Regions from separate parts of the Homo sapiens genome. Here region 2 is linked to region 1. Evidence: read pairs that join two places in POLR2A ChIA-PET (ENCODE). Cell type or tissue: PC-9. All regions are shown on one strand. Links, peaks and the distances in the headings refer to the core of each region. The heading gives the core; the rest is flanking DNA. Region 1 overlaps DYNC1H1 (dynein cytoplasmic 1 heavy chain 1). Region 2 overlaps TRAF3 (TNF receptor associated factor 3).

Region 1 (5,000 bases), core at 1-5,000:
TGACTTTGGGCAAGGCGGTTGTCTGTGAAGTGGGGTAGCGTGAGCATGCCAGGGCTTCTGCAAGGATAACTGAGTTGGTGCATGAAAGCACTGGAACAGGGCCTGGCGGTGGGCAGTGCTAGCCGCTGCTGGCTATGGCCAAGTTCTCAGCATCCCATCCCAGGAAGCTCATTCATTGTGCTTCAAACACAGAAGTCACTTTCCACCCCTGCTCTCAAGAATATTCTGCTCAGCCGTTCACTCAGCAACACCTGTGTGATAGGCATTTTACTAAGCACTTTACAGCTATCATACATTTAACCCTATGGGGTTGGTGTGACTATTATTATCCTTGTTTTCTCCATAAAGAATATCAGTAACTTGCCCACAGATACTTGGGTGGGAAGCAACAATGTGAGAATTCAGAAGTTTGTGATTCCGAAGTCCAGGCTCCTCACCACAATGTAGCATGGCCAGTTTTCATCAAGGCCAGGCCCAAGACAAACCCCAATCAAGAAAAGTATCAAGAAACATCCCAAGGGTCACTGAGAAGCATTCGTCTAGCCTTGCCCTCTGCTGCGCCACACCACTTATCTGAGTCTGTTCTGGGTTTGACTTATGAATGTATCTTCCTCCCCGGCTGTGAGCTCTTGGAAGGCAGAGACCACGCTAGATTCCACGCAATACAACATGCACACAGTAGTCACTTTCAAAAGCTTACGGAGGCCGGGCTGGTGGCTTACGTCAGTAATCCCAGCACTTTGGGAGGCTGAGGTGTGGACCACTTCAGCTCAGGAGTATGAGACTAGTCTGGGCAACATGGTGAAACCATGTCTCAATTTTTTAATAATAAAATTTAAGTTTAAAAAAGCTTACTGGAAATTAATAGTAAGGTAGCCTCAAGAAGCATGTGAACCAAATTTCTAAATTAAAAATCAAGATTGAAGAACTAAAAAAAGTATAAGAATAGAAAATAATCTAAACCTCTACATCTAGTACTAATCCATGCAATGCCTAAACATTCTAGTCAAATTATCTTTGCAATAACGTACTGTATGAAATATATGTTGGCAAAAATTACAATCTATGGATTAATTTAACATGATTATTTTATACATAGTTCACCTTTTAAAAGTCATGATGTAATAGAAAGGGAAGGCTGGGCGTGATGGCGCATGCCTGCAATCCCAGCACTTTGGGAGGCCAAGGCAGGTGGATCACCTGAGGTAGAGAGTTCGAGACCAGCCTGACAAACAAGGAGAAACCCCGTCTCTGCTAAAAATACAAAATTAGCCAGGCATGGTGGCGCATGCCTGTAATTCCAGCTACTCGGGAAGCTGAGGCAGGCGAATCGCTTGAACCCAGGAGGCGGAGGTTGTGGTGAGTTGAGATCACGCCATTGCACTCCAGCCTGGGCAACAAGAGTGAAACTCCATCTCAAAAAAAATAAATAAATAAATAAAGGAAAGGGCAGTAGTTTCAACAGTTCAAGTTCTATTGCTTAGAAGATATGTGACCTTGAGAAAGTCATTTTTCTTTCTCTGGGCTTCAAATTTGTAAGGTGTAAAATGGGTGGTGGAGCAGGCAGTAGAATATTGAGTTAGGTGGTTATAAGGTTTCATTAAGCACTAAAAACTATGAAACCTGGATACACAGGGTCTGAGCAAAAGCTATTTGCTTCCTTAGCTATTGTTTTAAAAATCTTGCTCCTTCTGTAAGCATTTTATTTTAATTAATTAATTTATTTATTTAGAGACAATGTCTTGCTCTGCCGCCCAGGCTGGAACGCAGTGGCTTCATCACACCTCACTGTAGTCTTGATCTTCTGGGTTCAAGAGATCCTCCTGCCTCAGCCTCCCAAAGAGCTGGGACCCCACGCTCATGCCACCACCTTCAGTGGATTTTTAAAACATTTTTTAGAGATGGGGTCTCTCTATGTTGCTCAGGCTGGTGTCAAACTCCTGGGGCTCAAGAGATCCTCATGCCTCGGCCTGGCACTACAGGCATGAGTCATTGCGCCCAACCCCTGCTTCCTTAGTTTTAAGATGAGACAAATACAAAATTCACACTAAAGAGTATAAAATATTAGTCTATCTGGCCAGGCGCGGTGGCTCATGCCTGTAATCTCAGCACTTTGGGAGGCCGAGGCGGGCAGATCACTTCAAGTCAGGAGTTCAATACCAGCCTGGCCAACATGGTGAAACCCTATACCTACTAAAAATTAAAAAAATTAGCTGGGTGTGGTGGTTGGCACCTGTAATTTCAGTTATTTGGGAGGTTGGGGTAAGAGAATTGCTTCAACCTGGGAGGTGGAGGTTGCAGTGAGCTGAGATTGATCTCAAAAAAAAAAAAAAAATTAGTGTATCTATCGAGAGACAATAATTCTTCCAAATTATTGTTTTGGGTATATTTGGATATAATTTTAGGAAGAGGAAGGAGTAGGCGGCAGAACATTCTAGTATGCCAGATACTTGCTATTTTTTAAAACGACTATTAAAAAAACTAAAGAAAGCAACCAATTTTTCTAACCACTCAAATGTAGCTAGACCACAAGAGAAATCACACTGCCTGAAAGCAGCCACACACGATTACAACCTGTAAAATGTAAGCATAGAGAATAAAGAACTATCTCCAAACTGAAACAGCTGTCAAAGTACTGCGATGATTTTCTCCCTCAATTTTCTGAATTTTCCATATTGTTCTACCATTTATATAAAATATGCCATCAAAATAACACCGAAACAATATACAGAAAATAAAATTAACATTCTATAATGATCAAAGGAAATCACTGACGCAACTAAAAATATGGCTTGTTAACTCTGAATCATTTCTACCCCCCATAAAGAGTCATCATTGATACAAATAAAATCACACAGAAATTGCGCAGTCCGGACACAGCATATGAGCATGTGGCCTACACTTCCTAATGCAAACCGGGTTAGGGGAACTAGGTGCCATTCCAAGAGATGAGTCACCGCTGTGTGGTGAGCGCTCCAGCTCTGCCCTGGGAATACTGCAATGCAGTAGAATGCTGCTTCAGCTCAGGAAGGCACACCCAATGACATAATCCTCAAACAACGATAATGCAAATAGATATTCCCTGCTGCTTTGCTAAATTCTAACTTCTCTTGATAATAACTTATGGAAGTCACTACGAACCAGTCACAGAAAACATCTTGGACTAGTCTTTCTGTGCATATTCCCTATAAAGACACGGATCAAACACAGTTGAGTATGTCTGACTCCCATTTACAGTCACACAATTTAGGACACTGTTTCAAAAACTGCCATCAAATAATAATCTGACATTCTACTTTTCTTTCTTTTTTTTTTTTTTAAATAGTTGTCCAGAGGAGGAAGGACACTTGATTATTAATTCTTAATAACAAAGAGGCTATTAGCCCTGTTATATTTATAAGCTTACTACAAACACAATCTGCACGTTTGATTAAGTAATACCACTTTCAGTAAAATTTGAATCCATTTCCTTATGCTTGGCAAAGTTACTAGTTAATACAAAGTTACTGTTAAAATGTAACAGACCAATACTGTACTATATGTCCATGCATTCAAAGAATCAAAGTACTGGGCCTGCTTCATGAGTTCCTTCCCTGCAAGCTATACTGACACACATTACAACAACTTGTGAACACTTCCTTGGTTAACTTTTGAGAGTTTATTGAATTTCTAGAGATGTTCAAAATGGCATTTAGCACTAACGTGTGTATACTTTTATTCAAAGACTAGTTTAATGTATTTCAAACTACTAGTAATTTGTATCATTAAACTATGAATTAGGTAAGCATTACATCTGTTTTATTTTTTTTGAGACAGGATCTCACTCTGTCACCCAGGCTGGAGTGCAGTGGTGCAATCACAGCTCATTGCAGCCTTGACCTCTCTGGGCTCAAGTGATTCTCCTACCTCAGCCTCCTGAGTAGCTGGGATACAGTTGTGCATCACCATGCCTGGCTAACTTTTGTATTTTTGTAGAGACAAGGTTTCTCCATGTTGCCCAGGCTGGTCTTGAACTCCTGAGCTCAAGTGATCTGCCTGCCTCAGCCTCCCAAAGTGTTGGGATTACAGGCGTGAGCCACTGCACCCAGCCAGCATTATGGCTTGTTTAATGGAATACAAAAACTATGCAATTTCAATTACCTTAAAAACTATACCACCCTCGACTGGGCCCAGTGGCTCATGCCTGTAATCCCAGTACTTTGAGGGGCCAAGGTGGGTGGATCACTCGAGCTCAGGAGTTTGAGACCAGTCTGGGCAAGATGGTGAAACCCAATCTCTACAAAAAATACAAAAATTAGCAGAGCGTGGTGGTGCATGTCTGTGGCGGGAGGATCTCTTGAGCCCAGGAGACCGAGGCTGCAGTGAGCTGAGACTGCAGCGCTGCACTCCAGCCTGGGCGACAGAGCAAGACCCTGCCTCAAAAAAAAAAAAAAAAAAAAAAAAAAAAAAGAATGATACGGCCCTCTCCTGAGTAGACAGGGCATGCCCTCTCAAAGTCTGGTGAACGGGCAGTTGGAAAAGGGACAAAGCACACTGGTAAAGTGCCAGGTGAGGCTGCCCAACTCCTGCACCCTTGCTCATTCCCTCATGTACTCTTCCTTCCAAACTTTCTCCCAGCCATACAGCAAGTCTCTTCCTGGTCTCAAAGCCATTCATCTCCTTTGGCCCGCATACACTACCAAATTACGTGTTAAATGTTCCTGGGGTTCTCTTTATCTTTTGTCTTCTTTCCCTTTTAAAATCCCAAACATGGGCTGGGCACAGTGGCTCACGCCTGCAGTCCCAGCACTTTGGGAGGCTGAGGCGGGCGGATCACCTGAGGTCAGGAGTTTGAGACCAGCCTGGCCAACATGGTGAAACCCCATCTCTACTAAAAATACAAAAATTAGCTAGACGTGGTGGCACATGCCTGTAATCCCAGCTACTTAGGAGGCTGAGACAGGAGAATCACTTGAACCCAGGAGGCGGGGGTTGCAGTGAGCGGAGATCGTGCCACTGCA
Region 2 (9,308 bases), core at 2,169-7,168, 890 kb before region 1:
CCCACCCAGCCAGGCCATGGCTGAGCCTACCCAGACACATGCAGTCCAGCCCCCGACCTTCTCCAGGAGGCCACCCTCCCAGTCTCTCTCAACTCCCCCATACCGCTCTGTGCTTTTCCCCTGGCCCTCCTGCCACTAAGACTGCATGTAACTAAGTTTCTCCAGGATGCGTCCCCTAGATCAGAGAACCAGGAATTGGCAAACTACAGCCTGCAAATCAAATCCAGCCAGCAGCCTATTTTTGTAAGGTCTTTGAACTAAGAATGCTTTTTAGATTTTTTAAGTGTTATAAAAACAAAGACTAAGTGTGTATGTAGTCCACAAAGCCTAGGATATTTACTCTCTTGCCCGTAACAGAAAGAGTTTACCAGTCCTTGCTCTGGACTCTACATCTAAAGAGCAGAGAGGAGTCGCTGGTGTGTAGGTTGTACGAAAGGCCAGTTTTGTAAATGAGTGCCAAACTGCTCTCCAAAGCAGAGGTAACAACAAATACTTCCACTAGCAGCACAAGAATTTCTATGAAACCACACTCTCACCAACACTTACAGTTATCAGTCATCTTAATTTCTACCAACCAAGGACTATGGTCTTTATGCCCCTTATCCTGATTAGAAAGGTTTGGCATCTTTTCATATGCTGAGAGGCCACTTGTTTTCTCTTCCGTGAAATGCCAAATTGTGCCTTCTTGTCATTGTTTTGTGTGTGTGTGTGTGTGTGTGTGTGTGTGTGTGTGTGTGTGTTTTCAAGAGATGGAGTCTCGTTCTGTTGCCCAGGCTGGAGTATAGTGGTGCCATCATGGCTCACTGCAGCCTCGACCCCCTGGGCTCAAGCAATCCTCCCACCTCAGCCTCCAGAGTAGCTAGGATTATAGGCACATGCCACCATGCCCAGCTAATTTTTTTATTTTTTCAGGAGCTGGGGGTCTCGCTATGTTCCCCAGTCTGCTCTCAAACTCCTGGCCTCAAATGATCCTTCCACATCAGCCTCCCAAAGTGCTGGGATTACAGGCATGAACCACTGCGCCTGGTGGTGTCATTTTTTTAATTGGGTTCCTGTCTCGTAATATTGATTTGGGGAGATTCCCCATCTATTTAATATGTTAACAGCTAATCCTTTGTTAGTTTTATGTATTACAGATGTCTTTTCCCTATTTATAGCTTGACTTTTTTTTAAATTATTATACTTTAAGTTCTAGGATACATGTGCAGTACATGCAGACTTGTTATATGGGTATACACGTGCCGTTGTGGTTTGCTGCACCCATCAACCCGTCATCTACATTAGGTATTTCTCCTAATGCTATCCCCACCCTCCGACAGGCCCCAGTGTGTGATGTTCCCCTCCCTGTGTCCATGTGTTCTCACTGTTCAACTCCCACTTACGAGTGAGAACATGTGGTGTTTGGTTTTCTATTCCTCTGTTAGTTTGCTGAGAATGATGGTTTCCAGCTTCATCCATGTCCCTGCAAAGGTCATGAACTCATTCTTTTTTATGGCTGCATAGTATTCCACGGTGTATATGTGCCACATTTTCTTTATCCAGTCTATCACTGATGGGCATTTGGGTTGGTTCCAAGTCTTTGCTATTGTAAATAGTGCTGCAATAAACATATGTGTGCATGTGTTTTAAAAATACGGAACTGCTTCATGAATTTGCATGTCATCCTTGTGCAGGGGCCATGCTAATCTTCTCTGTATCATTCCAATTTTAGTATATGTGCTGCCAAAGCCAGCACTATGGCTTGACTTTATTTATAGTGTCTTTTAATGAAGAGAAATCTTAATTTTATTAGGCCAGTCACAGTGGCTCACGCCTGTAATCCCAGCACTTTGGGAGGCTGAGGCGGCTAAATCACTTGAGGTCAGGAGTTCAAGACCAGCCCTGGCCAACATGGTGAAACCCCGTCTCTACTAAAATACAAAAATTAGTTGGGCATGGTGGCACATGCCTGTAGTCCCAGCTACTTGGGAGGCTGAGGCAGGAGAATTGCTTGAACCTGGGAGGCAGAGGTTTCAGTGACCCGAGATCGTGCCACTGCACTCCAGCCTCGGTGACAGAATGAGACTCCATCTCAAAAAAAAAAAAAAAAAAAATTCAGATTAACTTATGAGTGATGCTGATGAAAAAGGGACAATCCAATATATAAAAACAGAAAGCAGCTCTAATTCTATCACAGAAGCAATGTCAAAAGGAGGTGTTCTCAAGTAAGACTAGTAAATGAGCCACTATGTCAAATTGACAGACATTGCTCAAGGAAAATATGCTTTCTAAACAAAAGCTGAAGAAAGAAATGACACGAACCCTGAGCAGAGCCCAGCCGGCAGCCCCGTGACCTTCTATATCAATGAGGTGGCCACAGGACTGAACTGGCTCCTGGGAAAGCAGGAGACAGACACCTCAACAGGCACCAGAACCAGGGGATGGACAAGTCTCAGGTTTACTGATGACTCTTGACTCTCCCAGTGATCAACAGCCACCAAGAGCAGTCACTTCTGATCTGAAGTGTAAGAATCCCCTGATCACCTCCTGAAGCAAATAGGACAATAGACATGATGTCTTAAGTCCTCAAATAGGATATAAACACTTACCTGTCCTGTCCTGAGCAAAGGAGAGTTTTAGATTTAGGAAAACCAACACTGGAGACACATTTCTCACAATCAACTCAGAGGCAGACAGTAACAACCATCCCTACTGCTGGGCACTAACCTGGCATATCTCCCTCAGCCCAACGCAGTCATGCAGGAGAAGCCACGGAGGCGAATCTGCCCCAGGTTCCCCACCACTGACGTAACAGAGAGAGGGCAAGAATCTCAAGGCTGCCAAGGAAACATTTCTGTCTGTAGGATCAAGTTCTTAACAGCAGGGAGGGCAGTTTTTACTAACATGCCCTCAACCCAACAAATACTGACAATGATAATTTATTGCATCTCTTATGCTATTTATCCTTGTAAGCCATCTTAAATCTCTTGTGTAACCAAGTAAGGTGTACGTAAATTTGGCAACCTCGAAACTGATCATAATTTAATATGTCCTAAAATATTCAATTTAAATTATGACTAGTAAATCATGTCCACAAAAATGGCTGAGTAAGGAACTCAAAGTCCATCCTTCAATATACACATTTTAAAAACTGGCAAAAACTAGGCCGGGCGCGGTGGCTCACACCTGTAATCCCAGCACTTTGGGAGGCCGAGGTGGGCAGATCACGAGGTCAGGAGATCGAGACCATCCCGGCTAACACGGTGAAACCCCATCTCTACTAAAAATACAAAAAATTAGCCGGGCGTGGTGGCGGGTGCCTGTAGTCCCAGCTACTAGAGAGGCTGAGGCAGGAGAATGGCGTGAACCTGGGAGGCGGAGCTTGCAGTGAGCCGTGATGGCGCCACTGCACTCCAGCCCGGGTGAGAGCGCAAGAATCCGTCTCCAAAAAAAAAAAAAAAAAAGAAAAAGGCAAAAACCGTTAGAATCTACTATTTTAAAACTTTGGAAAACTAATTAAAAACTTGCAGCAATCAGAAGAATGCTTAATCAAGAAAAACCAGGTGAATCTCAGCAAGAACCGCGAGTTCCATGGCATTTTAACTTTCTCTGGTCCCATCCTGGCTGCCGCAGTGGCCTAGAAGACAAGAGGCTGCCACTCCGGTGCATGCACTGGTCCCAGAGGGAGCAGAATGGGCCTCATCGGCAAAGAACTGCAGTTGTTTGTTTCGACCTGTCTACTGAGTCCCTGGAAGACTGGCTCAAAGGGCTTGACTTTACCTCCCAGTGCTGAGGCATCTACTAGGGAAAGATGGGAAAAGGTTATTGGAAACATTTACAGACAAACATATTTGCTGCTGCCTGAAGCACTGAATAACAGTTGAGGCAAACAATAGATTTAACCAAAAGCTTGGGAAGAAAAGCTGAGGAGTAAGATGTTTTGGAAAATAAAGGTTTGAAAAGCTCTGACACATTCTTGGAAATCCAGAAGGCTCCACAAATGCCCAGGGCTGTGTACATGTTCAGGAAAGACCTGAAAAGGCCCTAGGCTTTCACCTCTGGCTGACCTTCAGGATCTGTGCAAGCAGGCAGCGAATGCTCAGGGATCACCGTCAAATGCCTGGCTGAGTGTTGAAGGTGTGCTCCAACATACACACAGACCTCATCTCAAAAGACTGGGAGACATTTTTTGTTCTAGGCGCTTAAATCTCTGTCTAATCACAAGCTGACCACTATATTAATGGAACAGAGAACTCAGAGGCCACACATGATAAAGAATATATACTATATAAAATTAGCTCAGAAAAGTAACTATACAAACAATGACTGTAACAAGCAGTCAATAAACCCTGGGGGAGAAGGAAGAATCTCATTTCCAGAGTTGCCACGGTAAAAATTCAAAAGTTCCAGTTTTCAACAAAATATCACAAGGCATGCAAAGAAACAAGAAAGTATGGTTCACATGCAGAAAAAAGGCAACTAACAGAAATTGTTTAAGAGGAAGCCCAGGCATTAGACGTATGGATGAAGACTTTAAATATGCTATTTTAAATATGTTCAAAGAACTAAAGAAAACCATGTTCAAAAATCTACAAGATCCATCAGAACAATGTCTCACTGAATAGAAAATATTGATAAAGAAAAAAATAGTTTAAAAAAAGAACCAAACAAAAATTCTGGAGTTGAAAAGCACAAAAACTGAAATGAAAAATTCACTGCAGGGGCTCAACAGCAGAAATAAACAGCAGTAAGAATCAGAGAACTTAAAGATAGGATAATTGAGATTATAAAGTGTAAGGAACAGAAGAAAAAATAATGAAGAAAATAAACAGCCTCAGAGACTTGTGGGACACCATCAATTGTACCAACATACATATTATAGGGTCTTAGAAAGACAGAGAGAAAAAAAGACAAAAAAAAGTTTGAAGAAATAATGGTAGAAAAGTCCTGTATTTAATGAGAAACATTAATCTGCATAACCAGGAAGCTCGACAAACTCCAAGTAGGATAAATTCAAAGAGCCACACCCAGACACACTGTAGCCAAACTGTAGAAAGCAGCAAGAGAGAAGTGACTCTTCAAGTACAAGGATTTCTCAGTAAGATTAACAACTGATTTCTCATCTAAAGCCATGGAGGCCGAAAGGTGACAAATTAAAGGGCTGAAAGAAAAAAATCTGTCAACCAATAATTTTTTTTTTTTTTTTTTTTGGAGAAGGGATCTTACTCTGTCACCCAGGCTGGAGTGCAGTGTGGTGCAATCATAGCTCACGGCAGTCTCCAACTCCTGGGATCAAGCAATCCTCCTGCCTCAGTCTCTCTGGGAGCTGGGACTACAGGCCAGTGCCATCATGTCTGGCTATTTTTCAACCAAGAATTCTATATCCAGTAAAACTATCTTTCAAAAATGAATGAGATCCCCAAAAAATATATTAGAAAGCTCTTAGAAGAAAACACAGGAGGTAAATCTTTAATGACCCTGAATTTGGCAATGGATTCTTAGATACAACAACAAAAGTATAAGCAACAAAATAAAAAACTAGATAAACTGAACTTCATTCATCAAAATGAAAAACTTTTGAGCACCAAATGAGATTATCAATAAAGTGAAAAGACAATTAACAGAATGGGAGGAAATACTTGCAAATCACATATCTAATAAGGGTTTAGCATCCAGGATATATATAAAGCACTCTTATAACTCAACCACAAAAAGACAACCCAATTTTAAAATGAGCAAAGGATCTGTATAAACGTTTCTCCAAGGAAGATACTGAAATATTCAACAAGCGCATAAAAAGATGTCCAATATCAATATCATTAAGAAAATACAAATCGGCTGCTCTGCCTATTGAGTAGCCACTTTTTTATTTACTTCTATAATAAACTTGCTTTCACTTTATAGACTCACCCTGAATTCTTTCTTGCATGAGATTCAATAACCCTCTCTTGGGGTCTGGATTGGGACCCCTTTCCGGTAACATCTTCCTGGCAAGCCCCAAAGGGATGATACTGAGGAGACTCCCAACCCAAAGGAAATAGACTGCAGCACTGATTGGCCGACCTTGGGTAAGTGGGATGCAGTTACCTGGGTAAAGGATGGGATTGGGTTAGAGGCCCAACTTAGGAGAGTTAGAGTCTCTCCTAAGAGAGGGATAAAGGTGCCTGTTAATAAAAGGCAAGCACGCTTGACTGAACTTGGGTTTGATGCCCAACTTAGGAAGGTTAGAGTCCTTCCTAAAATTTAGGGGGTTGGAGGCCCCTCTCAGTAGAGTCCCTCTCGACTAAGAACCAGTTTGGCACTATGGGATGTTAACTGCTATTCTCTTTGGATTAATCTGCCTTGCACTCTTTGCTGATGGCTGTGGGTGACAGAACTAGACATGTCCAAGATTATGGGACATGGGGAGCTTTTTCCTCCCCAAAAGGGGAAACTAGAGCTGATGGGAATGCTGGGAAAGATCCCTACGCTCCCAAAAAGCAGCCACCTGAACTTCTGATTCAGTGTCAGCTGCAATGGGCGGGTCTTTCTCTGGCCTCCCTGAGCTTCTTGCATTCCCCAGCCTGCTGCAGGCAATGCTTTTCTCCCTTTCTTTCCTTTCCCTTTCCTATCTTTTCTGTTATTCAGGGCCACCATCTTGCCCAAAGACCACATGTTGAGAAATGTCCCTGAGAGCTTGACCTTGTAATCATATGGCAGTACTTTCTCTTTGTCTCTGCCTTCCAGGCAACAGGGATTTTGGGGTAGTAGTTAGCTCTACAAATTATCTTGAGCAGTTAAAAGCCTTTGCAAGCTCAAAATTTACTGCTCTGGGCTCCTTCTGGGAAAAGCAGTGGAAACTGCCCAATGCTGTAGCTTAGCAGTTAAGGCTTTGTCTTTTCACAATGGTGGCCTGAGTTCAGGTTCAATTTTTAGCCTAGAAAATGAGCACTTTCTGGTTGGCATTTGGGTGACCTGTGCCATTTGTTGATTCTCCTCCCTTTCATAAACTGTCTTAAATTTTCCTTTCTCTCAGCACCTGGGAGGTTACATTTGGAAAAGTTAAAAAGCCAGGAATATTGGCAGTTTGGCGTGGCTAAAGTTGGGTAATAAGATATTTAAAACGACTTTTTAAAGAGTGCTATGGTTAAAAGTCAGCTTAATTAAAAGTCGATATTCAAGCTCTAACAGCCTGGGACTTCTTAGGAAAAACAGAGGAGGCACCACATACCCTGTTTTGGGAAAAACCTCTATTTTCCTCATGGAACCCCGAGAATTATTAAAAGTGGATAGATCCCTCTCAAAATCTATGGCTCTGTTCTGTTTTGCACTGCATTATCTGTTTTTTACTTTGGGGGTATCAGAAATTACTTCACATTATGAGAGAACTTTGGTGTGTAATATAACTAGGTAGGAAATACATTTAATACTTTTGGGGATGGCTAAATGGCACTGTGGGGGATACTTGGATCTTTGTGTGTCTGGATTAAGAGCATGCTCTTGGCCACCTGGAAGGTATGGAGATGTCCTCACCCTTCCCCACTGAGAGATAAGACTCCCATGGGGGATGGGCTGATCTCAGAAAGGGCTGATTGGCTCTGGGTTGCCTGGCAATGAAATATGTGGTAAAATCATTGCACTGTTGTGTTCTGTAGCGTTTCTCTTTGGGGGATCCAGGATCAATATAAAAATGGGACCCTCAAGTTTTGGGGCTCTGTCTTGCCTTCCAATTGTGCCTGCTTATTAGGCCATAGAAACTGCATGCTTTCCTTGCCCTGTTCCTCCAGGGCTCCACCATAAAGCCACTAATCCAATTAAGAAACTGGCAAAGGAAAAACCTTACAACTACTACATTTTCTTCTGTCTGTGTATTTATATGTGTTGTGTGTGTGATATAAAAGGCTTTGATTAATTGGCTTAAAAATAAGTGTTTAAATCAAATATTTTGTCAGAAAAATAAAAAGCGTAATGCCTTTTAATTCGTGTGACTTAAGCTGTGGGAAGTAAAGAAAATTTTAAAGATTATTGGTAAAATAAAGACATTCGGTCTAAATCAGGCAGGTCAAATTTTAGGTTTGCTAAACGCTTTAACTTTATAAACTGCCTCTTTGACTTTTGAAAATTGTTAAACTTACCTACAGCCATTAGATTCTAGGTAAGGCCTAGGGACATGTGGAGTTAGCCATGCCTCCTAGCTATGCTAGTAAGTGTCAGACCTTATCTGCACTTCTGCCTGGTGTCCTAGGCTCCATACCTAGTACATAATTAAAATTGCTTACCAAGTTTTTCACTAAAAATAAACACTGCTAAGAGTTAACAGTGTAACATCTACTTGAGACTACTGGAAAAACAGTTTTACATGCAAGGTGTGTAGGGAAAGTGAAATGTGTTTTTGGTAAAAGAGAAGGAGACATGTGAATGTGGATTTTTTTTTTTTTTGGCCTAAATTAAAGGGTTAAGGGATTGTTTTAAGTTAGGATAAAGCTGAAGGTTTGCAAAAGTTGTGGAAATTTTGTGAAAAATTAATCTTTTAAAAGAAATTCTGTGTGTGAACATACTGGCTGAAGTTAAAGGGGTATGATACAGTTCCGTAAATTGAACACTGGAATAAAAGCGTAACAAGGTTTTCTTAGAGCACTGATCTGCTCTTTAACAAAAATTTGTAAAGGGTTATAAAAGGTTTATAAGAATCTTACCTTCTGGTCTGACATTAAAATTGGGTAGATTTGTCTATAATGTTTTATTAAGAATTGGGTTTAACATTAATAGTACACTAATGCAATGGTGAAATTTGGCTTATTTGGTATAAAAATCATACAGGAAGCACTGTCAAATATGAAATGGTGTTTGGCTTTCTTTGACCTGTATTTATATAAATATGTTATTGGTATGTGTTCCAAAGTAATGGGAAACTCCTAGAATTGTGATATGACTTAGCATATGTTACTAATAATTACAATTATTATGTAAAATCGTATGCCACAAAAGTAATCAAAATTCCTAGTCAATTGTGCCTTTAATAGTGGCTGCCTTAAGACTTTCTGTCAACCACAGACAACTGCTGTGTTGATCCTCTTCAAAAGGTGGTTTATAGTCAGCTATTATAGGACTTCAACAGGTGCTCTTGGATGCAGGTTTCTAATAACTTTGGAGATTGTGACATTAGAATAGAGGTTCTTAGGCCGGGTGCAGTGGCTAACGCCTGTAATCCCAGCACTTTGGGAGGCCGAGGTGGGTGGATCACCTGAGGTTGGGAGTTCGAGACCAGCATGACCAATGTGGTGAAACCCCGTCTCTACTAAGAAATACAAAAATTAGCTGGGCGTGGTGGTGCGTACCTGTAAGCCCAG

What was found. ChIA-PET counts read pairs that join two places held together with the same protein. Peaks named below come from ENCODE experiments on the same cell type or tissue, not always from the same donor. Only the 100,000 strongest peaks of a DNase experiment are listed, where the experiment ranks them.
Region 2: POLR2A ChIA-PET joins it to region 1 with 14 read pairs; 2 of 35 experiments call an interaction of 5 or more read pairs at or near these places.

The regions. Positions count from the first base shown.
Region 1 is chr14:101,970,535-101,975,534 of GRCh38, reverse strand. The region is part of intron 1 of DYNC1H1 (dynein cytoplasmic 1 heavy chain 1); the gene reads right to left. Among named protein-coding and RNA genes, the nearest start is that of DYNC1H1, 8.5 kb to the right of the region's middle. RefSeq lists an enhancer at 4,420-4,920. In PC-9, for the core only: no CTCF peak of the experiment used is centred there; a DNase peak (open chromatin) is centred at 2,944; H3K4me3 peaks cover 1,876 bases; H3K27ac peaks cover 5,000 bases.
Region 2 is chr14:102,858,283-102,867,590 of GRCh38, reverse strand. All of the region lies in intron 2 of TRAF3 (TNF receptor associated factor 3), which reads right to left. It also overlaps the pseudogene RNU6-1316P. Among named protein-coding and RNA genes, the nearest start is that of AMN, 60 kb to the left of the region's middle. In PC-9, for the core only: no CTCF peak of the experiment used is centred there; no DNase peak of the experiment used is centred there.